4 separate regions of the Mus musculus genome follow, and all the other regions are linked to region 1. A link is a loop called in an ENCODE intact Hi-C map of the cell type or tissue named here. Cell type or tissue: heart. All regions are shown on one strand. Each heading gives the region's core, and the rest is flanking DNA. Links, peaks and the distances in the headings are about the cores only. Region 1 holds the start of Lin54 (lin-54 homolog (C. elegans)). Region 2 holds the start of 5430416N02Rik (RIKEN cDNA 5430416N02 gene). Region 3 holds the start of Hnrnpdl (heterogeneous nuclear ribonucleoprotein D-like). Region 4 holds the start of Sec31a (Sec31 homolog A (S. cerevisiae)).

What was found. Hi-C counts contacts between places; a loop is a spot of excess contacts. Peaks named below come from ENCODE experiments on the same cell type or tissue, not always from the same donor. Only the 100,000 strongest peaks of a DNase experiment are listed, where the experiment ranks them.
Region 2: it touches region 1 in a loop (2.5-fold over the local background); 24 of 42 quality-filtered maps call a loop at or near these places.
Region 3: a loop joins it to region 1, with 2.3 times the contacts of the local background. A loop is called at or near these places in 3 of 42 quality-filtered maps.
Region 4: it touches region 1 in a loop (3-fold over the local background); 11 of 42 quality-filtered maps call a loop at or near these places.

The regions. Positions count from the first base shown.
Region 1 is chr5:100,498,196-100,504,114 of GRCm38, reverse strand. It overlaps Lin54 (lin-54 homolog (C. elegans)), which reads left to right and starts at 3,476. Exons shown (of 13, transcript NM_172714.4): 1 at 3,476-3,614. In heart, for the core only: a CTCF peak has its summit at 3,236; DNase peaks (open chromatin) are centred at 3,324 and 4,034; H3K4me3 peaks cover 2,157 bases; H3K27ac peaks cover 2,029 bases.
Region 2 is chr5:100,426,565-100,432,483 of GRCm38, reverse strand. 5430416N02Rik (RIKEN cDNA 5430416N02 gene) reads left to right here and starts at 2,949. Exons shown (of 5, transcript NR_034038.1): 1 at 2,949-3,158; 2 at 3,246-3,387; 3 at 5,680-5,748. In heart, for the core only: no CTCF peak of the experiment used is centred there; a DNase peak (open chromatin) is centred at 2,853; H3K4me3 peaks cover 3,188 bases; H3K27ac peaks cover 2,677 bases.
Region 3 is chr5:100,037,539-100,043,457 of GRCm38, reverse strand. It overlaps Hnrnpdl (heterogeneous nuclear ribonucleoprotein D-like), which reads left to right and starts at 4,236. Exons shown (of 8, transcript NM_016690.4): 1 at 4,236-4,738; 2 at 5,477-5,645; 3 at 5,729-5,890. The coding sequence starts at 4,296. It overlaps Enoph1 (enolase-phosphatase 1), which reads right to left and starts at 3,464. Exons shown (of 6, transcript NM_026421.3): 1 at 3,156-3,464. The coding sequence starts at 3,239. In heart, for the core only: a CTCF peak has its summit at 3,388; DNase peaks (open chromatin) are centred at 3,617, 4,477 and 4,827; H3K4me3 peaks cover 3,097 bases; H3K27ac peaks cover 2,460 bases.
Region 4 is chr5:100,412,924-100,418,842 of GRCm38, reverse strand. It overlaps Sec31a (Sec31 homolog A (S. cerevisiae)), which reads left to right and starts at 2,609. Exons shown (of 28, transcript NM_026969.1): 1 at 2,609-2,740. In heart, for the core only: a CTCF peak has its summit at 2,443; a DNase peak (open chromatin) is centred at 2,572; H3K4me3 peaks cover 3,204 bases; H3K27ac peaks cover 2,838 bases.

The DNA of each region.
Region 1 (5,919 bases), core at 946-4,945:
TATACATGTACATGCAGACACACACACACCAAAGAAATAAATAAGGATTTGCTTTCTTTCTTCTTTTTAAAAAAGATTTGTTTATTTTACATATATGAGTACACTGTAGCTGTCTTCAGACACATCAAATGAGGGCATCAAATTCCGTTACAGATGGTTGTGAGCCACCATGTGGTTGCTGGGAATTGAAGTCAGGACCTCTGGAAGAGCAATCAGTACTCTTAACCACTGAGTCATCTCTCTGCAGCCCACATGAGGATTTTCTTGAGTATATGCATATGAAGATGTTTTGAGTGTTTATAATTAATGCCCATCAGTGGAAGCAGCCTACATACTCATTACAGTCAGGAGAGCAGACACACAAAGTTCAGAGTACTCATTCAATCCACCACTCAGCATTAGAACGGAATAAAGAACAAACACATGCAACATTAGTGATTTTAAAGGTGTTTTACTGAAGCCGGGCGTGGTGGCGCACGCCTTTCATCCAAGCACTCGGGAAGCAGAGGCAGGCGGATTTCTGAGTTCGAGGACAGCCTGGTCTACAAAGTGAGTTCCAGGACAGCCAGGGCTATACAGAGAAACCCTGTCACAAAACAAACAAACAAAGTTTTACTGAGTGAAAGAAGCCATGCAGTAATTTAAAAAATGCTGAAAGGATCTATCTATGTGAAGCTGTAAATCAGGCAAAACTAATTCATAGCTATAAATCTGGTGCCTGGGCGGGGTTGAAGAGATGCCGCTGAAATTACAAGTGAGTACTGCTCCCACTGTGGACCCAAGTTCCACTCCCAGCTTTGCGGGTTCCATGCCAGGCTTACACCTGTCTGTACCTCCAGGACCAGGGAGGTCTAATACCTTTGACCTTCTTGGGCACCTAAGCTTGTGCATATACCCACACATAGCTGCACACATGCATGTAATTAAAAGTAATAAAAATAACATTTAATGTAATTTTGAAGCTGGTGAGATGGTTCACCAGATAAAAACATGTGGCCACATTCACGAAAATTTAAAACAACCCCACCCCCCAAAAAAAACCCTCCACAATTCTTAGTTTACATAAGCATGAGAGGAAAGTCATGCGTTGGATTTGGTTTATAAGCTTTCATGTGCCAACGCCTGCTCTTGGGGATGCTCTTTTATTAGGGAATGGTTCAAGAAGAAGCACACGGGCAAGTCTGACCAGTGACTCAGGAAGACATGTCATCTGAGGGCATGCTTAACTTGCTACTGAAAAGAGGTTCATGGGAGGAAGACCTTGGCTCTGTGGCCAACATGTGTGATTTGTGTGTGTTTTATGTGTTGCTGGGTACCAGCCATAAATCCTCAAGAACGAAGGCAAACCCTTCAGGATAGTTTCATGAAGAACAAGAACTAGCAGATGTCTCTGTTTTCTATGTTTGCTTTACTTTGTTTTTTGAGTCAGGTTGACCCCAAACTCTTGATCCTCCTGTCTTTCCCTCCCAGGCAGCATGCAGTGACTGAAATGCACACTGCTGCGCCCAGATGTGCCTTTGAAGATGTCATTTCTCTTCAGAATTAGTCTAGGAAAGCTAGCATTGAAAAATAAGAAAAGAATACTTTGTCCTATGTACTTTACACAGCGCGCAGAGAGTCACCAACCATGTGAACTGCTTTTGCTGAACTGTGACCTACGGTTGAAAGCAGTCTAGTGAATGTCAATATTGAACTACAATTAAACAGCAGATAGCTTTGGGGGCAACTTTTTGAGTTCCCAAGGCAGTAATGACAGCTCCAGAATTATTTATTTATATAAGACGAGCAGTTTGATTGGACAAGGGATCAATCCTTTGTGTGCACAGCTATTGACATGAGTTGGTTTTTTTGTTTTTTGTTTTTGACAGGGTTTCCCTGTATAGCCCTGGCTGTCTTGGAACTCACTTTGTAGACCAGGTTAACCTCGAACTCAGAAATCTGCCTGCCTCTGCCTCCCAAGTGCTGGGATTAAAGGCGTGCACCACCACTGCCTGGCTTCTGTTGCTGCTTTTTTGTTTGTTTGTTTTTTTATTTTATTTTATTATTTTTTCTGAGACAAGTTTCTTTGTGTAGCCCTGGTCGTCCTGGAATCTTGATTCAAGGAAAAGAAGGAAACAGTGTGTGTGTGTGTATGTGTCTTACTGAAAGATGCAGGCTGAGTGCTGGGCTCAAACTCCCAATCTTCTTCTTGCTTCAGCCTTTAAAAAGCTAGAATATGGAGGTGGGCCACCCTGCCCAGCTAAAAGCTTTATTTTATTCTTGATTTTATATGAATTGTATTTATTTTTAAGATTTTATTTTCATGCATATCTGTGTATTTGTTTGTGCCCTCAGAGTCGTGAAGAGGATGTTGGATTCCCTGAAACTGGAGTTACAGGCCTTGTAAGTCACCTGGTGTGGGTGCTGGGAGCTGAACTTAGGTCCTTTATAGGAACGGTACCGGGTCCTAACCATGGTCCTAAGCACGGAGACATCTGTCCAGTTCCTTCTAAGAATTATAATATTCAGCACAGTTGTTGAGTGTTATATAATGCATCACTGGATACCACAGTTCTTATATTCACTAATGTAAAACTGTCATTCTCCACATACATTAAACGCTATGTCATGGTGTGAGTTGTTTTGACCAGATTGCTGACACTGATAAGATTGTACTAGTCATTTTAGTCGTTGTAAAAAATCCACAGTAAACCCGGAAATGTTGCCCTTATTCCTTAGGTCCTGTTTTGTAGTAGTGGTATCAGAACTGTGTCAGCTTGGTGGAAGGAACTCAGAATTTTTCTACCAAGGTGAGGTGTGGAGGTGGGGGTTATCTAAATTTGGGGCCTCAGTCTCTCTGCCTTTTTTCTTCTAGTGATGCCCCCACAGTACCCCCAGGAATACTTGGTTGGAAAGCGATACCTTTAACTTATCTCCCGCCTCCTTCGTGTGGTTCCCCAGGTAGTTTCACGTTGTAAGGCCTTTTTAAAATTTAATATATATTTTTTATTTCTTGGATTTATAAATATCCCAGGAAATGAGATGACTGAATGCAAAGAATCCATATGTATCAGTATAAGGTGTGTTGCAAGACAAATTATCAAAAACTCCCTTTCAAGGTAACTCTGCGTGCTCTCTCAGGAGCTTTTAGGAGCCCCTTGCAACGTTCACGTCTAAACCCCAACAGATTTATTAACATTTGAGAAAGGATGCGGACTCTCTCTTCACTCAGGCGCATCACCAAGCGGGGGCGCGCTGGAAACCGCACTGACCGAGGTTTAGTCACAAAGCCAGAAGCACGAACCCACTTGGAGTTCCCCGCCTTCCCTTTGACGGAGGCCCCAGGAGCAGTCACGTGGAACCCCAGAGCGCTCCCCCAGCCCTGCGCAAAGACGCGACTCGGGTTGCCAGGGGGCGGAGCAGGGGCGCGGAAGGGGCGGGGCTCGGGCCGCCGGCGGGGGCGGGGCGGCGCGCGGGCGGGGCGGGGCGGCCCGGCGTATTATGGGATGCGGCGGTGGAATGGCGCTGGGCGTGATTTTGAACAAACCCGGGTCTGTGTTTCGGAGGCGCCGCCGCCGCGGCTGCTGGGAGCCCGGGGAGCGCGGCGCGAGAAGGAGGCGGCGCCGCCGGCTCGGGTGAGTGTCAGCTCCGGAGACCCGGGCTGAGCGGCGGGGACCGGCGCCGGGCCCGCGCTCGGGGCGAGCGGCGCGCGGGCGGAGAGCGCGGCGGCGGCTCCGGGCAGCCGGGCGGTGGGCCGGTGGGCCGCGGCGGACCGAGGGTTGTCGGGGCGCGGCGCGAGCGGCGGGCGCCGGAGAGCGCGGCTGTCAGTCGGCGGGCCGGCGCCGCCCGCCCCGCGCTCGGGAGGAAGGGCTGGGCGGCTGTTGACAGGCTCTCGGCGCGGCCCGGGAAGCGGCTGCCGGCCCCGGGCTTCTGGGAACCTGTTTTGCTGCTGTGTCATTTCGTACCAGCGCCTCCTTTCGCTGCTGCCCGGCGCCGCGTTCTTCCTACGCCCCTTTGTATGGACTCTTCTGGGTGTGTGTCCGTTTCCCTCGCGAAGCCCACCAGCCAAATGTCATAGTGTCCCCGCGGTGCACGGGGGAAGGGAGCGGGCTGGGACTCAGCCTGGTCAAGCAACGGTAAACAACCATCCGAGTGCCGGTGGACCCGGCTGTTGGTGGGGAATAAAGTTGAAAGATGGAGAAACTGGGAACCCCTTCCACGCTCAGCCTCTAGCGGGCTCTCGGTAGAAACGCGCCGGGAGTGGGTGGGAGACAGCCCTTGACTAAGCCTGAGCCTGCTGACTTTTATATGGAGGTGTCATTCAAACAAGGTAGGGAAATGAAATGGCTTCTGCTTCTTCCTTATTCTTAGGGAAACTTAAGACAGTAGATTAGCCTTGTCCACAACCCTGAGATTCAGCTTGCTGGTTTCTGTTAGGTCTTTAAGAGCTTATAGTATGACTGAATGATAAAGAATAAAGCTTTTGAACTGGCAATTAGTAAGGCTTTCTGAAGTCAAACAGCTAACTTTTGGAGGATGCTGGTCCTATTAAGCCTTGCAGCTTATATGTTCTTAATTCCTTACATGATTAATTACTTCTATTCCCTCTTGGGTGCTTATTAGACTACACCATGAGAGGAACTGGAAGGGGGTGGGAGATGGATAGGTTGTTCCGGAATCTTGTTCTAAAGCAAGCTGTTTTTTTCCCCCCTCTGCATTGAACAAGTGTTATCAGCAGCAGATGGTTTTTAATTTGGAAACTTAGATCCTAAAGTCAGTTGGCAAAGGGTTCTAGCGAAGAGCTGGATTTTCTATATGTTAGAAGTTGATGGTTATGAATGATAATAGAGTTGAATCAGTAATTTAAATTTAGTAGTACCTGAGTATCTTAAACCAACGACAAATTGACATAATGTTGTTCATGGGCAAAAATGGTCAAAGTTGAGAGGAAAACAGTTCAGAACTTTATTCTTAAAAATGAAGGGGAGAGGAGACCAATGTCTGCATGATCAGCGCCTGTAATTTAAGGATGTCCGAGAAGTCAGGCATGCATATAGAAATAGCCATACTGTCAACATAGTCCTATGAGTGGAGTAGAATGCCAGCGTTGGTGAGTGACGTTAAAGCTCTCCAGTGACTCTGAAATATACGTGAAACATGGTCTACCATCTCTCTCAAGTGTGTTTCTGGAAATGAAAGTTTGAGGTTTTACTGTTCTTGTGTCAGATTCCACACGGCTTGCCTTCCTAACCAACATCCAGGCCTTGGAATCCCGCAGGTATCACGATTCCCCGTGGCGTTCCTGCGGGTCTCCCGGGTGCCGAGTGTTTGGTATTGGGATGTTGGGTCTGGCATGACCCGCCGGTGAGCCCTAGAACCTCTCCCTCCCCCCTGAGTGCGTTTGAAGGTTGGCGGGGCGGACGGGAGGTTTCCCCGGATATGTGGGTGTGCGCTGCTCCGGAGGGCGGGCCGGGGCGGGAGCAGGAGGAAGGGGGAGGTGACTGGCGGCGGTGGCGGCGGCGGCTGGGGCTCGGCTGTCGGGGGAAGCTGCTGAGCTGTGATGGTGATGACGAGGTGAAAATGGCGGATCTTTCGAAATACAATCCCGGCCTCTGACATACCAGAGGCGGCGGCCGCGGCGACATCGCCACCCCGGCTCCCTCCTGGGTCCCCGGGTACCCTATAGCGCTCCATTTCGTGCAAACTGGGAAAGGAAGCAGCTGGACAGAGCTACGGTGCACAGGCAAAACAAGCACTGCCCGGGCTCGAAATTGCCCGGGACCTCTGGAGCCCGCTCGGAGCCGGAGGGTGGAGAAAGCGGCAGCCTCTGGAGGTAGAGGAGAAGGGGGGTACCCGAGGGTTCTCTGTTTGCAGAGCTCATTTTTGGGAGTTGGGGGAGGAAATGCGTTGGGAATCTAGAATGACTTGTCCGGAGGAGTG
Region 2 (5,919 bases), core at 623-4,622, 71 kb after region 1:
GCTCTGACATTCAAGAAACTGGTATCTAGGTCTTTAGCAGCTCGATGACGTGACTGATGGCACACATTTCTCCATCACAGGATACTCATTTCAGTCTTTAAGAGGTAAAGATGCCAAAGCTTATGGGATATATTTTTCAAAATGACATCTATTTAGTGTGTGTGTGTGTGTGTGTGTGTGTGTGTGTGTGTGTGCGCGCGCGCGCGCCCATGTGTTCTATGGTTCATATGTGCTAAGTCAGAGGATAACATCTGAGAGGCAGTTTTTTCATCAAGCAGACTGAGATGGTCAGGAATGTGTACATGTGTGGGTGAGGGCCCATGCATGTGTGACTGCTCCTGTGTAGAGACCCCTTGACTATTGTACACTTTCTGCAGTCTTTTAGTGAACTCAGAGTTTGCCAATCTAGTTAGCCAACTTGTCCTGGGGAATCTCCTGTCGTCCTCTCTGTGCTGGGGTTACAGGTGGCTGCCATCTGCCAAGCTTTCTGGGTAAGTTCTGGGGATCCTTTAGAGAGCCGCTGAGCCATTTCCCATGTTGCTTCTTTACTTCTTAGCTGTCATCTGAGCTCTATAACATTTATGTCTTCACCTATAAAATCTAAGTACATGTTTGGTAGCTAGTTGGAAAATTCATAGGCTTGGAGGTGTCTGAGAATGGACCCCTTCCTCTCCATTAGCAAAATGCAAAACCATTGACTGAAATTGCAGGGCTCTAATGAACGGTCTAAGGAATGGGCTTTTGGTGCCCTTCGAGGAGAGGCAGTTCCAAACTGCTCAAACTATCATAAGACCTGTACCTACTGGAGGTTTTGTGGTAAAGCACACAGATAACCACTGTCCTGTCTTTTATTTTATTTTTTTTGAGACAGTGTGTTAAGGTTATCATTACTGTGATGAAACACCATAGCCAAAAGCACGTTGAGGAGGAAAGCATTTATTTGGCTCACACATTCACAGTAAAGTCTATCACTGAAGGAAGTTAGGACAGGAACTCAAAGAAGGTGCTGATGCAGAGGCCATGGAAGGGTGCTGCTTACGGGCTTGCTTTCCATGGCTTGTTCAGTCTGTTTTGTTTTTTATAGAACCCAGCATCACCAGCCCAGAGAGATCCCCACCCACAATAGACTGGGCCCTCTCCAGTCAGTCACTAATTAAGAAAACGCCTTACATGCCCCCCCCCCCCCAGCCAGATCTTCTGCAGGCATTTTCTGAGTTGCATCATCCCTTCTTCTGATGGCTATCTCGTGTCAAGGTGCCATAAAACAAGCCAGCACACAGGATCCTGGAAGTGTGTAGATCAGGCTGGCTTTGAACACAACAGAGGCCCCCCTGCCTTTTTCTCCTGAGTGCTGGGATTAAAGGTGTGCACAACTATGCCTGGTGTCAACACAATGCACCTCCCCCTTCCCAAAGCTACTCCAAGTGGGCCTGTCAGTCACCTGAGGAGAAACAAAAAACCCACAAAACACACACACACACACAACAACCCATCAAAACCAAACCAACTGTTTGTTCTAGAGACATTTGAGTTTTAAACCCTTTCTAAGGATATAGGCTGGCACCATGAATCTCCTTGGCCTGTGTCTATTTTTGCCCCTTGTTTTTAATTTATGTGTATGAGTACACCACTGCTCTCTTCATACACACAAGAGGACATCAGATCCCATTATAGATGGTTGTGAGCCACCATGTGGTTGCTGGGAATTAAACTCAGGAGCTCTGGAAGAACAGTTGGTGCTCTTAACCGCTGAGCCATCTCTCCAGCCCCATTCTTGCTCCTTGTGAGCAGGCTTTTATGCCAACAGTCTTTTTGGCCATTGTTTCTCTCTCCTTTGGGTTCCTTCACTTTCCAGTACTAAAGCCCATTTATCTTCAACAGTGCTCTCTTGTGTGCCTCATCTGAATTATTTCATTGACAATCACAAGAAATGAAGAGCTCAGGTGAGTTCAGATGGAGAGCCAAACAAAGGTCTAGAAGTTGCAGGTCCAGAGCCAAATTATCTTGTGCTATCTTTAGGAAGAGCCAAGAACGATATTCATCCAAAGCAGCACACAGCTCTGGTCTAACACACATCTCCCGACTAGTACGGAGAAGCTTGGGATTTTCAGGGGGTTGGGGGTGGCGAATGAAAACTGATTCAAGAAGGAAAAGCTAACGTTTGGCACTTAGGATGGTACTCGAATCACGTGTGAATTTATTGTTATTCAACAAACCCTTGACATTGTAAGAAAATGCGACCACGTCTCACGCGTAGTGCAGGGCTGGGTCTGCGAAGGCTGATGCACCAAGATCCCAAGTGTGAGGCCAGCTTGAACTACACGTGTTTTCTCGGGTCAGGCTGATATAAAAGGAAGAGAGCACCCCACAAACCAACCAAAAAGGTTCTCCTTGGGAGCTAGTGTTTAAGTAGGGATTGATTTCGCCTACTTTTCTCCTCAGTATGCCTTCAGCATGGTATGACTGACTCTCACCAACACCTCAGAAAGGCTGAGATGACTGGTGCTCACCAAGTCAGACGCCCAATAAACGGCAAAAAGAAAGCATTCTGAGTAACGTCCCTCAAGCCGGAAGGCAAATGCGGAGCACCAGCCAGGTCCGGTTGCACATGTCTGGCGACGCTAGCCGATGTGCCGCCGCCCCACCTTTGCAGTCCCATAGCAGTGCCTGGGCTCGGCGGCTGCGATCGCCCACACAGCCGGAGGACAGGTCGAGACACTCCACTAGCAGTCCCCAAGGCTGCGGTCCCCTGGACAGCAACTTCCGGCTATCCTACTCTGTCGAAGTCCCTTTTCTGGGCTCCCGCGAGAGCTCGAGTCGCGGTAAACTCTGTTCCGCATGAGGACTGGGCGGCTTGACCGGAAGGGCGGGCTTTGGACATGTAGCCAATCACATACCATGCTATGTCGAAGCAGCCAATCGGAGAGGCCTGGCGCCTTTAAGGGCCTCCGTGGGCACGTTCTCGCTTCCATTCGGTCCTCCTTTTGTTAACGCTCTGGCATCATGTCTACGCCAGCTCCCGCGCAATCCGGCGCCATCGCGCTTTGGGCGAGCATGGCCATGGGGAGTAGAGAGGTGGAAACCGAGCTGACGCCTGCCTGACCCTGGCGATGGTGGCGCGCGCCGGGAAGGACTGATTGGAGAATGGCGCCAAATGGGTAGGAACAGGTCGTGATGTCCGCCGAATGTTGTGTAGCAGGCGGGACAAAAGAGCGATCTCAGGCCTCATCTCGTCTCTTTTGTAGGTCACGGATGGCGAGGGGGCACAGGAGCTCTCGATGTGACCTGGCGCTGTGGATGTGATGCACAGCAGCTTGAGTGGGACTGCTCCGCTGTCCTCATGAGAGAACGCTTTTTCTGAAGATGGGAGGTGGCTAATGAAAGAAGGTGAGGTCTCTCGGGCCCTTGCTGTCTCCAGTGCGATGGGAACTGCACGGGTACGGAAACTTAGGGCCCACAGAACTTTGTTTGAGTTTGGGAATAGGGCATCGAGGGTGGATAGCTTTCAGGACTAGGCGATTTTATTGGAGCCCAGTGATTAAAACCTTTGACTTCTTTGTATCCTTCAAATGATACAAAATTCAATTCCAACAAGTTTTTTTTACCTCCTATTTTACTGAGAATTGAAGTCATCAAGGAATTAATTTATTCATGTTTTTCCATTATATATGCTTTTATCTTATTTGGATGAAATCAACATTTTGCTGGGTTTTTCCTTTTATTTTTATTTTTTTAAATAAAACGCAGCCCATGAACTTCTGGGGAATCGGGTGCTATGGTACAAGTGTTTGCTTGACTGTCAAGAATACAAGGCTGTGTGTTTATCCTTAGGTGAGGTTTTTCACAATTGGCAGTGAGTTAAGTGAAGTTCAGTCTGGTCTCATGTAATCAGCTCTCAGCACATCGGGGTTTTTATCTTGCAGTGCTGGGACTCAAGCCCAGGATTTGTGCATGATTTCAGTCACTGCATCACCAACCTACGCTTGCCTTTAGAACAGATACAATTTTATCTTACTGAGCTGGGCTTGTCTCCTAGAGTCCGTTTTCAACCTGGGGGTGATCTTTCTGAATGGGTCTCCCATGAAGCTGGGAGTAAAGGTTCAGGCCAGTTTTAGAGTAGAGGTCTAACCCCACCCTGTAAAAACATTCATTTTGTTTTTTTAGACAGGTCTCATGTAACCCGGGCTAGATTAGACTTGCTGTGTAGCTTGGCATGACTGTTCTATTGATCATCTTGCCTCCACCTCCCCAGTGGTGTGTGTTCCTGCCAAGCCCAGTTAATGTGCTGAAGGTTGAACCTTAGGGCTCTGGGAACACTAGGCTTTACCAGCTGCACCCTATCTCTTCTCCAAAGAAACTCCATTCACATTAGCTGTCCCTTTGTCCCCCAGTCCCTAGGAGCACCTGTACCTGTAGATTGCCTGTTCTGTATGATTCACATAGATGGGATAATAGACTAGTGCATCGGAGTTTTTTCTTTAGTACATAGGATTTTTGTGGCTGGCTTTTCTCCTACAGAATAATGGTAAGAGGTCATCCTTATTGCCAGCAGCGGTGGCAGTGTGTGCCTTTAATCCCTGCAGAGGCAGCAGATTAAAGGGCAGAGCACTTGCCAGCCTGCTCTACAGAGTGAGTGAGTTCTTGGACAGCCAGTCAGTGCTACACAAAGAAACGCACAGGTAAAACAGCTATGCCGAAAAATAAAAATTTTCAAAAAGTATCAAGGTTATGATTGGAGAAAATTTTGTGAAGTGAATAGTACCCGAAGAATACTTTGGTTTTCCAACATTGTTAACATAGTAAAAGAACATGAGGTACTAAGTGCCACGACACTACCGGAGAAGCAGGAATCCTAGGCTGTGAAGACACAGCATGAGTACAGCAACTCTTACAGGAAGCCATCATGCTGGGGCTGGCTTACAGTTGTAGGGGTTGGTCCGTTGTGCTGGGGCTGGCTTACCGTTGTACGGGTCAGTCCTATATGCTGGGACAGCCAGGCAGGAAGGCATGGTGCTGGCACCGTTGCTTCACATCCTGCTTTGCCAGCAGAGAGCAAGACTCACTGCATGGGCTTTTGGTTTCCAACAAGGCCACACCTCCTAATCCTTCCCGGACAGCTCACCTGGGGACAGATCATGCGAATACATGAGGGGCCATGTCAGACCACCACACGGGCTAAGTGGTTTCAGAAACATAATCTGCTGAGATTCTCACAAAAGGGGGTGCTGCAGCTGAGGAGAAAGCCTGGGAGCATCTCAGTGAGATGCCTGTTTAATTGGGTGCCTGCTGCTGAGGGTCTCCTAGGAGAGATGCAGGGGTCCTGAGAGTCCCTCTGACAAGCCCTGTGGCTATACTGCTCTGAATTCTGGTAATGTGATACATTGTAATACTGACAGATGGGGGACTGCAAAAGGCATTTACTTAAATGTCATAGACCTTTAACTAAAACAGCAACGTTAAGAGACATTAGAGAACTTGGTGGGCATGGAGTGCTCTGAGCTCTTTGCTGTTTCCGCTAGTGGCTGCATATCCGATGATTAAACTCTTCACTGCTGTTCACATACTGAGCCGTTGTGATTATTGAGGAACTAATGAGGATATGCAAGCTTTCCTAAAGGAGATGCGGCAGCCACAGGCCTCAGCCCCTGGCACACGATTTAAAATACAATCTTTTTTCAGGAATTGTGTTCTCGGTGATGCCTGGAAGAGATGCGTGACGTTGGAAGATGATTACGAAATACAGGAAAGGTAGAGTCATTTGTTTTGTATATATTAAATATTCTGAGTGATACAGTCTGGGAAAGATTATGAAGTAAAGACTGGAATCCTAAAGGCTTTGGTGAAATCTTAATTACCTATTTTCGGGGTGGCAGAGAACTTTTATTTAGACAATCATTGTGTCCTTGTTGGTGTGGAGGT
Region 3 (5,919 bases), core at 996-4,995, 460 kb after region 1:
TGTGTACATACTCAATACACAGAAATAAATGCATTCTATTAAAAATTTTTTAGAGATGGAATAAAATATCCTTTTAAGATTTATTTATTATGTATACAGTGTTCTGCCTGAACAAATGCCTGCAGGCCAGAAGATGGCACCAGATCTCATTACAGATGGCTGTGAGGCACCATGTGGTTGCTGGGATTTGAACTCAGGACCTCTGGAAGAACAGCTAGTCAGCACTCTTAACCTCTGAGCCATCTCTCCAGCCCTGATAAAATACTTTTACAAATGTTAAGTTCAATAGCAGAAATAATAAGAGAGTGTTTTGTGTGTGTGTGTGTGTGTGTGTGTTTTAAGAGAGGACCTCATGTAGCCCAGGCTAGCCTCAAATTTGCTCTGTAGCCCATGATGACCGTGATGACCTTCGACAAAACACTTGGCATTTGCTGGGGACGGAACCTGGAACCTCAGGTATGCTAGCAAAGCCACATCCCCAGCCAAGAGTAAGGGGTTTTGATCATGACAAATTAGGTTCAATCTCAGGCATTTCACACAACTTTTTGGACCGTATTAAATCCATAGTGCATACATCGTCACAGGTTTTGAAGACAGGCTCAACACCTCACAAGTAAACAGCACCCAATGCTTCTGTCTGCCATTCTGGGAAATAAGATCATCTTCAAGTTCACACACCTACTTGACTAATAATAATGCTCAGAGTATTACTCTCAGCTCCGTGCTGAAAGCTGGAGAAGGGCGGGTCTCTGTCATTCTCCTCAAAGAGTTCAAGGATCCTTCAGACACCCTCCTGAGGACTCACAAAGTCCATGTTCCCAGGCGTGCAGCGGCGGCCTTGAGAAGTCGGGCTGGAAAGCTAAACTTGTTCAGACAGCAGCTCCCAAGCATGTCTCATGGACTCTCTGTTCAATTCCCACAAACACCCACAGAACTCGAATTCTTCTGAATGGAACTCATTCTTCCGACCATACTTTTATTTTGACAAATTCATGTGTATGTGTAACAGCAAAATAAAAACATTCTAAGACAGGACCAAGAAACTCATTTATATGTACTTACTTTTCAACTTTATGTTCTGTGGTTTTTGAGACAGCGTCTCTGTAGCCCCAGATGTCCTGGAACTCACTACGTAGACCAGGCTGGCCTCAACTTTACAGAGCTCCACCTGCTCCTGCCTTCTAGTGCTGGGATTAAAAGCTTGTCACATGCTCAGTCCTTAACTTTTTAGCAAGATTTTTAAATTTTTATTTTATACATACTTTGTCTGCACATATATGTCTATGTACTACTTGCGTGCCTGATGCCTATGGAAACCGAAACAGTGCATCTGATCCCCTGGAACTTCAGTTACAGACTGTTGTAAGCCACCATGTGGGTGCTGGGGATTGAACCTGGTACTCTGGAAAAGCCCCCAGTGCTAGTAACTGCTGAGCCACACCTCCAGGTCCTGTATTTACTTATTGTTGAGATAAGTGTGTTGCCCTAGCTGACTTCAACCCTCCTGCCCCAGCTTCCTGGGCAGCACCATGCTTGATTGCTAAAAGCTATCCTTTAAGGGAGATTCCCAAATCATTATTTTGTAGCTAGCCTTGAATGTGTATATAATCTGGTATCAATCTAAGTCACTAGAGCATTTTTATTACAAGGTCCCATGGTGGCGCATGCCTTTAATCCCAGCACTCAGGAGGCAGAAGCAGGCGGATTTCTGAGTCTGGTCTACAGAGTGAGTTCCAGGACAGCCAAGGCTACACAGAGAAACCCTGTCTCGAAAAACAAAACAAAACAACAAAAAAAAGAAGTGGCTCACAGGCATCTGAGGGAAGAGACATTACAGTTTCCATGCTGACTTATATGAGCTTATCTTATTTAACAAATCAACTTTCCAAAAATGGTACATATTTAAGGCCATATCCTGACCGCGGCTGTCATTTAGGTCCCGTGCCCTGCGGACAGCAGACAGAGAGAGAATAGAGCTGGTGACCTACAATCACCTCCCCCCATCACCACACACAAAGCAGTTAATTATGTAACAAGAACAACAAAGTGGACACAATTATCAGCATTTAGGCAGTCTTGAATTTTTCCACTGGTCTCTACTGTAATTAAAATCTTGGCAAAATGGCCAACTAGACTTTTCCAGAACCTTTGCTATGTATCTAAAACACCATAATTCTTATTTAGGAAGAAAGAGAGAAAGAAAGAAAGAAAGAAAGAAAGAAAGAAAGAAAGAAAGAAAGATAGATTGATTTGCCGGATTTGTGGCACATGGGAGTTCGAGGCCAGCCTGAATTATAGAGGTTATTTAAGAGCCTGTCTTAAATAAAATAGCTGTTATATTTGGAGACCTAAAGTTGTGTACAAACATTATGACCTACATCTAGAAAAATCAGACAATTGTAACAAGTAAACAATCAAAATAGACCTTAAAGCAGGCTGCAGTTTACTGGACGATGGGTTTTCCAACTCCCCCCCCTCCATACTACCCTCAACTATTCTATCATAAATATCAGTGCATAAATTGACTACATGGAAGAAAGTCAAGTCCTAAGCCTGTGAAACTGTGTTAACCCGACAGATACTCAAAAGCTTCAAGATACCATGGCTTTCTAAGAAAAATGAATGGAATTTTAGGTGTGTTCTTATAGTCTCAAAACCAGCGCAAGTGAGATGGTGCGAAAATCAATTGCTATTGCCCAAGATACCAGAGCCACTAGAAATCCTTTCACTTTAGTCTTTGCATTGGGAAGGCCTAAACCTCAAGGACCACTAAGTCAAGGCCACCACCTCTGCGGGCCGCAACCTTCAGCACATGGGGGACGCTCATCCACCGGGCGACACACCTACCTGCCAGGCCGTGGGAGCTCCAATCACCCCAACTCCTCCCAGCTGACCTGCCCCTCCCCAAGCCGTTGCTGAGACCATCTCCACTTCTTCCTATCCTTCTCCACCTAACCGAAAGCAAGGACAGGGGAGAAGATGGTGGCGCGAGGAAAAGCACCCCCGCAAACCGCCGCAGCTTCTCTTCCCCATTCCAGAGACATAAAGCCACACCGCCTCTCCTGAGCCTCCCAGGCAAAATCTCCAACACTTAAAATTTCCCTTTCAGATGCTTTTAGGCACAAGTAACTTCCCCGCTCCCTTCCGCCCCTCACCTTCACGAAAGCAATCGGGGTTGTGGTACCTTCGATATCTAACAGGATTACGGTGACTTCGGCGGGCACGGAAACCACGACCATTTCCCTGCCGGATGCTACCACGGGCTCGGCCTTGGTTAAGGAGGGCAACACCGCCTGCGCGTCTTGAGCTCCCGAGGGCCCAGCAACAACCGAGGCGCTGGCGACAGCGAACGACCAGGGGCTCAGAGACAGAGCTGGGACCCGCAGTTGCAGAGGAAGCCGCCTAGGGTACTACACCCGACGAGCAGGCGAGCCGCGCAGGCCCGGACCACGTGGGCAGCCGGAGGGGCGGGGCTCCGGGATTCAAAGGGGGGGGGTGGAGGAAACAAGGAGCGCGTGCCTATTGGCCGCCGGCGAGCCGCGAACCCGTCGGTCAAAATAGGCCTCGCGTGGGCGGGAACAAAGAAGCGAGCACCCAAGCCTGGAGCCTGGAGCCCGAGCGCGGGCACCAGCCCTCCGCAGCCTGCTGGAGCCTGCGCGGGAGGCCCGGGGCTCGTGCAGACGGGAGTCCCTTGAGTGGCGCGCCCGGGACGTGAGTGCCCCTTGTCTTCCCCGGCACCTGACCCCTTCCCCGCCCACCGCGTGCACCTTGGCACAGCTTCAGTCATCCGAGCAGGCCCCGCCCTCCGCCGCGGCCTCAGCCAGCCTCGGAGAACGAACGCACGGAACCCGGGCTGCAGAGAGAGATCCTGCAGCCACGGCCCCTGAGCCGACACCGCCCCGAGGCGACGGCGGAAAAGCCGTCCCCGCCAGGACGGAGGCGGTCATCGCGCACAGGCTTTCTGCTCGGCTGGTTGCAGCCGGCGCGAGGACAAAACACGCGTGCGCCGGGAGGGCGGGCGAGCGAGCGGGCGGACGGGCGCGCTGCAGCTTCAGCAAGCGGCGCGGGGTGCACGCCGCCCTTTTGCCGGAGTGGCCGCCGCTGCAGCAGCAGCAGCAGCTCTGCACTAGGGGACTGAGGGCGCAGCAAGGGACTGAGCCGAACTGGACGCGCGACGCCAACGGCTCTCAAGGCAAGAGGGACTGTGGCCCTGCCACGGCGCCGCTCGCGATTCCCGGTCCCGCACGGCTGACTCTCCCCGCGGCGCGACCTCGCTCCTCATCCGGAGCGCGGCGATGGAGGTCCCGCCCCGGCTCTCCCATGTGCCGCCGCCATTGTTCCCCTCCGCTCCCGCTACTTTAGCCTCCCGCGGCCTCTCCCATTGGCGGCCACGGGCTCCCCGGCAGCTCGCCCCGCTCCTCCCTTCGCTCGCTTCCAGCGCCTCCCGCCAGGGGGCGCGCCGGAGCCCGCGCCACGTCACCGCCCAGCAGCCCTCCCGATTGGCGGGCGGGGCGGCTATAAAGGGAGGGCGCAGGCGGCGGCCGGATCTCTTCCGCCGCCATTTTAAATCTAGCTCCATACAACGCTCCGCCGCCGCTGCCGCCGGGACCCGGACTGCGCGCCAGCACCCCCTCGCCGACGGCTCCGCCACCATGGAGGACATGAATGAGTACAGCAACATAGAGGAGTTCGCAGAGGGATCCAAGATCAACGCGAGCAAGAACCAGCAGGATGACGGGTACCGCACGCTCCGCTCCTCCCCTCCCCCAGAGCCCCGCGCGCGCCCTTCGTCCCTCCGGAGCCGCGCGCGCTGCCCCCAGTCTTTCCCCGAGTCGATTCTCCGCGTGCCCGCTGGACCCCAGTAGCCTTCCCCACTAGTGGAAAGTAAGATGGGGTGACTCGAGAGGCCCGCCGCGGGTGGGGGAAGGGAGGAGGGGTTGGGGAAGGAGAGAGGCGCCGTCGGTGTCCCGAGTGCGCAGGCGCCGCGTGGGGCCCGGGAGGGGGGAGGGGCCGGGTTCTGTGCGCCACTTGCTGCAGCTGCTGCTGCCGCTGCCGCCTCTTCATTGTGTGTGTTGGCCGCTCGCGAATTTTCCTGGGTTAGGTTTGGGAAACTTTTGGTTGGGGCACCAGTAGACGACTGGCACTAAAAGTTTCCTAGGTAGCAAAGTTGGCTTTAAGGCTGTGGGCAAGAGTCTACGTAAGTTGCGGGGGAATCGGTGTAAAAGTTGTGCTCTGCAATCCAAAGCAAGCAGGGCAGGACATCTACCAGATTCTAATGGCTTTTTTTTTTTTTCTAAGTTTTGAGTTCGCGTGGTACAAAGCAACGTGCCAGCTGGCTTGAACAAGTGGTTAAGATTTTTGTGGTCTAATGTTAGTGTTTGTAGTCAAAACAGATTGCGTCTGGAGAGTAAGTTGCCCTGTATTTAATCACTAAGTTACTGTTAAGCTTATTTTTCTTAAATAACTTTATTTCTAGTAAAATGTTTATTGGAGGCTTGAGCTGGGATACAAGCAAGAAAGATCTGACTGAATATTTGTCTCGATTTGGGGAAGTGGTAGACTGCACAATTAAAACAGACCCAGTCACGGGAAGATCAAGAGGATTTGGATTTGTGCTTTTCAAAGATGCTGCTAGTGTGGATAAGGTAGGGCTGTGTTTTGCATTGAGTCTACTGCGTTGCTTGCAAGTTGCTCTAGGCTTTTAAGTCCAAACTGCCTTGTCTTCCAGGTTTTGGAACTGAAAGAACACAAACTGGATGGCAAATTGATAGACCCCAAAAGGGCCAAAGCTTTAAAGGGGAAAGAACCCCCTAAAAAGGTCTTTGTGGGTGGATTGAGCCCAGATACTTCAGAAGAACAAATTAAAGAATATTTTGGAGCCTTTGGAGAGGTGGGCTGTGTTTGTGTATGTATGTGTGT
Region 4 (5,919 bases), core at 656-4,655, 85 kb after region 1:
GACACATAGTTAAGAGTAAAAAGATTTCATGCTGCCTGAAGCTCCAGAAGAGACCTAAACAGCCACAACCAGGCCTTTCTGAGGCGCTGCAGGATGTGTGACAGCAATGCCACAGAGAACACTAACCAGTCAGACTTGTTCTTTGCATCGCAGGAATCAAGAGCTGTGTGACAGGCAGCGAGCGCTGCCACCTCTCCCTGCAGTCTTCTATCTGAATGGTGAATTTTACTGACTCTATCCACCACATAGGTGTTTAGTTACCTCCATTCTGGCTTCAATGAGTAGAGTCTGGAAATGAACTTTCTTTCTGAAAGTTTCATTCTCATGGAACAAGGCTTGATTAATAAATTGACTGAGATGAGCTAAAAGACTTGTGAATGGTACTAGGTTTTCCTTGATAGGGGCAGGTGGTCCTTTGCAAACTCTGATATTGTACAACTATCACTTTACCACCAGTCCCCCACAGTCAACCTGGTGGTACAGGACTGAATCCCAGCCACTTAGACAGGTTAGCAAGTTCATGGACAGCTGTTGGTTATACCAGGGATCACTGCCTGTCTCCGTCCCTCTACTGCTGGAGTGACAGATGGTGGCTGCTGCCCTAAGCTGATACATAGGTCCTATCCTCATGCTGGGGTGGGGTGGGCCGGGCCACCATTTTCTCAACTCTGTAAACTTGCTTTTTAAAGTGAAATACATATGTAGAACACAGAGGGGGTGAATAAAAGACATGTCCACTTTCCAGTACTTCTGACTACCAGCTTGTTGCTAGGGATCAAACAGCTTTGTGTATGCTATGCAAAAACTCCCACTATAAAGTATACCCTCAGCATGGAAAGACAAGGAGTCACCATGCAGTTCAGGCTGGCCTCACAATCTTCCTGCTTCTGCCTCAAAGTCCAGCTTGCTGATACCTTGTGTTCAATAAAGAAGCATCACTAGCATTACTTTCAGCCGGGCGTGGTGGCGCACGCCTTTAATCCCAGCACTTGGGAGGCAGAGGCAGGCGGATTTCTGAGTTCGAGGCCAGCCTGGTCTACAGAGTGAGTTCCAGGACAGCCAGGGCTACACAGAGAAACCTTGTCTCGAAAACCAAAAACAAACAAACAAACAAAAATTACATTCATGTAAGGAGTCTATAAGCAAGGTGTTACAGGAGACTTGGGTGTGGTCAACAAGGGTAATAAGTTAGGAGATCTCAGTTCAGTCCAGGTGCTAATAGTTTATGACAAGTGATTTTCATCTGGCTTGAGTTCACTGATGAAATAATCCCACCTTAAATTAAAAGTACAACCAGGCAGCACATACGTTAAGGTTGGGAGCTCTAAGGGAGATAGTTTAAGTGTCTGGGACCAAAGGGTCCCAAACCAACCCCATCTTGTTAAAATGTACAGAAATGTACTAGACCTAGCTTAAGTTGGGATAGAGAATTTCAGCACCTAATTTCTTTTGTTGTTTATGGTTTATTCACTTTTTATGTGTTGAGTGCCTGTATTTATGTATGTGCTTTATTGCATGCAGATATTGCTGGAGGTCAGAAGATGGTGTAGGGTCCTTTAAAACTGGAGTCACAAATACTTGTGCACTGCCGTATGGGTTCTGTGAAATAAACCCAAGCCCTCTGTAAGAGCAGCAAGTGCTCTCAACTGTTAAGCCGTCTCTCCAGCCTTTGGTGGTGGTGTATTTTCTTTTGCTTTTCAAGAAAGGCTCTCTTGCAGCCTAAGGTGACCTGGATTTAGACTAGCCTCGAACTCCTGATCTTTCTGCCTCTACTTCTTGAGTGTGGTGGCATCATATGCATGGGCCCAATTCAGCACCCATTTCATTCTTTTGCTCTACAGACCAGCTTCTACATTTCCAGTTACTGGTTTATATCTTTATCTCTATCTATCTATCTATCTATCTATCTATCTATCTATCTACCTACCTACCTACCTACCTACCTACCTACCTACCTACCTACCTATCTATCTATCTATATCCCTAAACGAAAATCTCAATGCTCCAATCTGAGAGCAACACACACACACACGCTTATTTTGTTCCGGTAGCCCAGGGCGAGTGCTAATAGGTTTGAATACCATGGATAGCTACTGAAATATTAAGAATATGAACTTAATTCGATATACCTCACTCACGCAGCTAAGCCTCTATAGAGTATAAGCCTTTGGGTGTGTGCGACAAAATCACGTAAGTTCTCAAAGGGAAGACGCAAAACCAATAATTAACTTAGCCGAGTCACAAACTGAACCGGTCCTTGCAGCCAGTTTTCGCCCGCCTTGTCTAGTGTGGGTATTGTCGCCAGCAGCTGCTGACGCCTCACAGGAGTGCTACGTGGCGTCCTCGCGGTCACCGCTCTCCTTCCCCGACGGAGACGCCCAGCTCGACTTCCCCTTGATCTACCGCCAAGCGGATGCATCCTGAAGTTTAGGCGCCTCCTCACGCCGCGCGGCTGAATCCTTACCTCCGGCCAGACTAGCCTACCGGAGTGGCTGCTCCCGGAAGTGCTGTCCCGCGGGGTGGGAGGAGCGAGCCGCTGCTCCCGGAAGTGCCGGCTGGCCGGGTGGGCGTGGCGAGTTGCCGCACCCGGAAGTGCCGGCCCGCAGGCGGGGCTGCGGCTGCCACGTTGGAGCGGAGCGTGGAGGTGGCCCTGGGCCGCGGAGGAGGGGCGGCGGCGGCGGATCCGGGGAGAGGCCGACGCTCGCCGGCTAACGCAGGACAGGTCGCTGAGGTCCGCCAGGTGTGTCCGCCGTTTGTTTCCTGCCCCTCGCCAGGTTCGGTGTCCGCTGCCGAGGCCCGAGGCCCGTTCTCCGCTGACGGCGCGCCCCCGTCTCGTTTCGGCCCCGCCGGGACAACGCCTGGAGTCGCAGCAGGCGGGTGATCGTGCCGGTCATCCTCTGCCGACGTTTCCAGGCTGCCCTGCTCGGGAGTGAGTTTGAGGTTAACCTTTCAGTCCCTGTGCACAAAGTGGTGCGATCCCCAAGGGCATGGAAGGGAAACAGACCTCGGGATGATTTCTTTGACTTCACCTAGGTTGAGATTTTTGTGTTAAGTTGTGTTTGAACTGTTGCCAGATTTAAAGGACCATAGATTTGAAAGGAAGGCTACTGTCGTTTAACTAGGACTGTATTATTTAGCGACAGCAGTCGCTAATCACAGCCGGTGCTTCAAAAGCATATGATTTTGCTGCTGTTGTATTAAATTACATTGTGAGGCAGTTGTAAAATAACTGCCTGGACTTGTGGGCATGTAAACTTTTTCTGTGAGCTCGTAGAACTAATTCTGCAGGTCTTCCTGGAAGTTGCAAGAGTTTTTTTGATAGTTCCTCCAAATTGTTAAACTATACAAAGTTGAAACTTGGCTCTTTGTCTACAATTGTAACTCTTATATATATATATATATTTATATGTATAAATAAAATTAGAAGCTCGCTCATGTGACCGTATCCTCTATATCCTGATTATTCAGGAGTTGGATAAAATGTACTGCCCTTTTAAGTAATTCTGTCCTTGTTTCTCTTCGTTACAGCAAACCAAGAAAGGTTTGCAGGGAATAAGAACTTTTGGATAATTTCTATCTTAATTGTGAATGTTACACATTGTGGAGTCTGGAAATGTGAGATTTGCGATGAGATTTGGATTTCACTGGTAAATTTTGTAAACAGGTTTTTTTCCCCCCCTGAAACATGTAAGAGTAGAAAGATATTTGTGAACTGTTAAAGGCAATGGCTATCAGTCTTTTGGCATTTTCATCCCCCTTTGGAAGCATCGGGCTTTTCCTAGAAAAGCATGCGCACACTGTATGCACATACCTGGGTAGGATTTTCTGTGTAATTTCATGAGGTTCAAAAATCCCGCATTAAAGACTTGTCAAGTGATACAGCAAAATTAATTTCTTTTTGTTTCTCCCTCTCTTCTTCCCCGTTTCCTTCATTCTTTGAGATAGGGTCTCTTGTGGCCCGGAGTAGTCTCAGACTTATTGATTAGCTAAGGATGACCTTGAATTCTGACCCTCCTTCTCTAACCTCCGGAGCTGTGGGATTTCAGGCATCTACCATCACACTGGAAGTATTTTCTTTTATTGTAGATTAACTTCTTCTCCTAACATTTTATCTTGTAGATTTATAAGATAACATGCAGTTCTGCAACCGCGGTTGATTTTTTTTTTTTTTTTTTTTTTTTTAAGTTTGGTTGAGTGAAGTGAGCCTGGAACAGCTGATAGTGCTAAGGAGCTTTTGGAGAACAAATATTCCTGTCCTTTGTGAGTTATTCTGCCCACGTGGACCTTTACTAAAAATGGTCCCAGGCTCGGGTTTGCACTCTCCGTATAAGAATCAAAGGTGCTGAGTCTGTCACCTCTGAGGTGTGGGGCAGCTGTTTGCAAGGTTGCTGTTTTTGACAGAATAGTACTGTTGGCTTTCATGTTGCTACATAAAACTTGCAATGTGAAAATGAGTTTAGAACCGCAGAGGTGGCTCATCGGGAGCACACGCTGCTCTTCCTGGGGATCACCAACATCAGGTGGCTCTCAGTCACCTACAAGTCACCTACATATACACAAACACATATGCATATGATTTAAAAATACTAAAAAAAAGTCACTAGAAAGAAGAAAGTTTCTACTTAGTTCAATGTAATTATCATGGAGAGAAAGTGAGTTAAAAAATAGAAGTTCTTGTCTGGAACATAATGTTCCTCAGATGTTAGGTTTTGGGTGGTTTTGTTTTGTTTTTTATTGATGGGAGAAAGGCCCAGGACCTTGGATATTCTAGGTATGCACTGTGAGCTGCATCCCTAACTCTTGCTTTGTTTGTTTGCTTGTTTTTTTAGACCTTATCTGTTTAGCCCAGGCTGGCCCAAAACTGCTGCTCTCCTACCTCTAGTCTCCAGCACTAGGGTTACACTCCTCTGTGTGCCACCTCACCTAGCACGTAGATGTATTCTTGAAGACTTGTTGGGATAGACGGTTTAAATTGTGAATTGAGAACAAGAAGCATCCTTAATGGATAAGCCTTTTCTCCCATCCCTTTAAATTGTGGTTTCAGAATAGTTAGTTAATTGTATTTATTTACTATGAGCTAGACAGTGTCCTAAACATTTAATTCTCACAAGCTATGATGTGGATAGCTTTGTGGGGGAGGAGCAGAACCACAAAGATGCAGTGATGTGAGGGTTGGAGCTGAGACTTAGGCTGAGGTTTCAGCAAAGGGTGTCTGTTCCAGCCTCAGTCTATCACTGCGCTGGAATACTGACTTGCAGATGGTGGGGACGAACTAGCGAATGTCCTCAAAGTCCTCATTTCCTATTTCTACTATGATTATGTTCTGGATGAAATGCTTTTAAATGAATTATGCTCAATGTGAATATAATCACGTAGTATTGAAAAGCTACACAAAACTATAAAGATAGATTGTCATTGAGAAGCACAGATGGCTTCATTCTGTCCCCCATGTTCTAAGAAAGTCATCTGCAATTAAATATTTGTAACAGAAAATCCAGTGAAATTCGAAGCTTAGTTTGTAAATACACGGAGTAGGCTATTCTTGTTTAATTTGACTCATAGCTGACTGCATAGGTGTAGGCCGTCATTGTAACGGGGTTTTCTTTCCATGCAGCTGCACTGAAACTTTGTTCTGCATAGGTTAATAAGAGGAATAGTCTTTACTAGAACTTTGGGCATTAGAGCAAAGAAATAGATACATTAGGAGTGCTTTGAGTTCTGACTTAGCCATTTTATGTCCCCGTGGTTATCTCTGTGTTACACATTAACTAAACATTCAGGAATTAGGTAGCCCTTGGACCTTTGCTGTCAGTAAGTATACTGTAATTCTAGTCAGAATATCTATCTATCTATCTAGAGATTTTAGGGCTCTGTGTGCTTTACTAATGATTTCTAAACCCAAACACCAGCTTAAAAAAA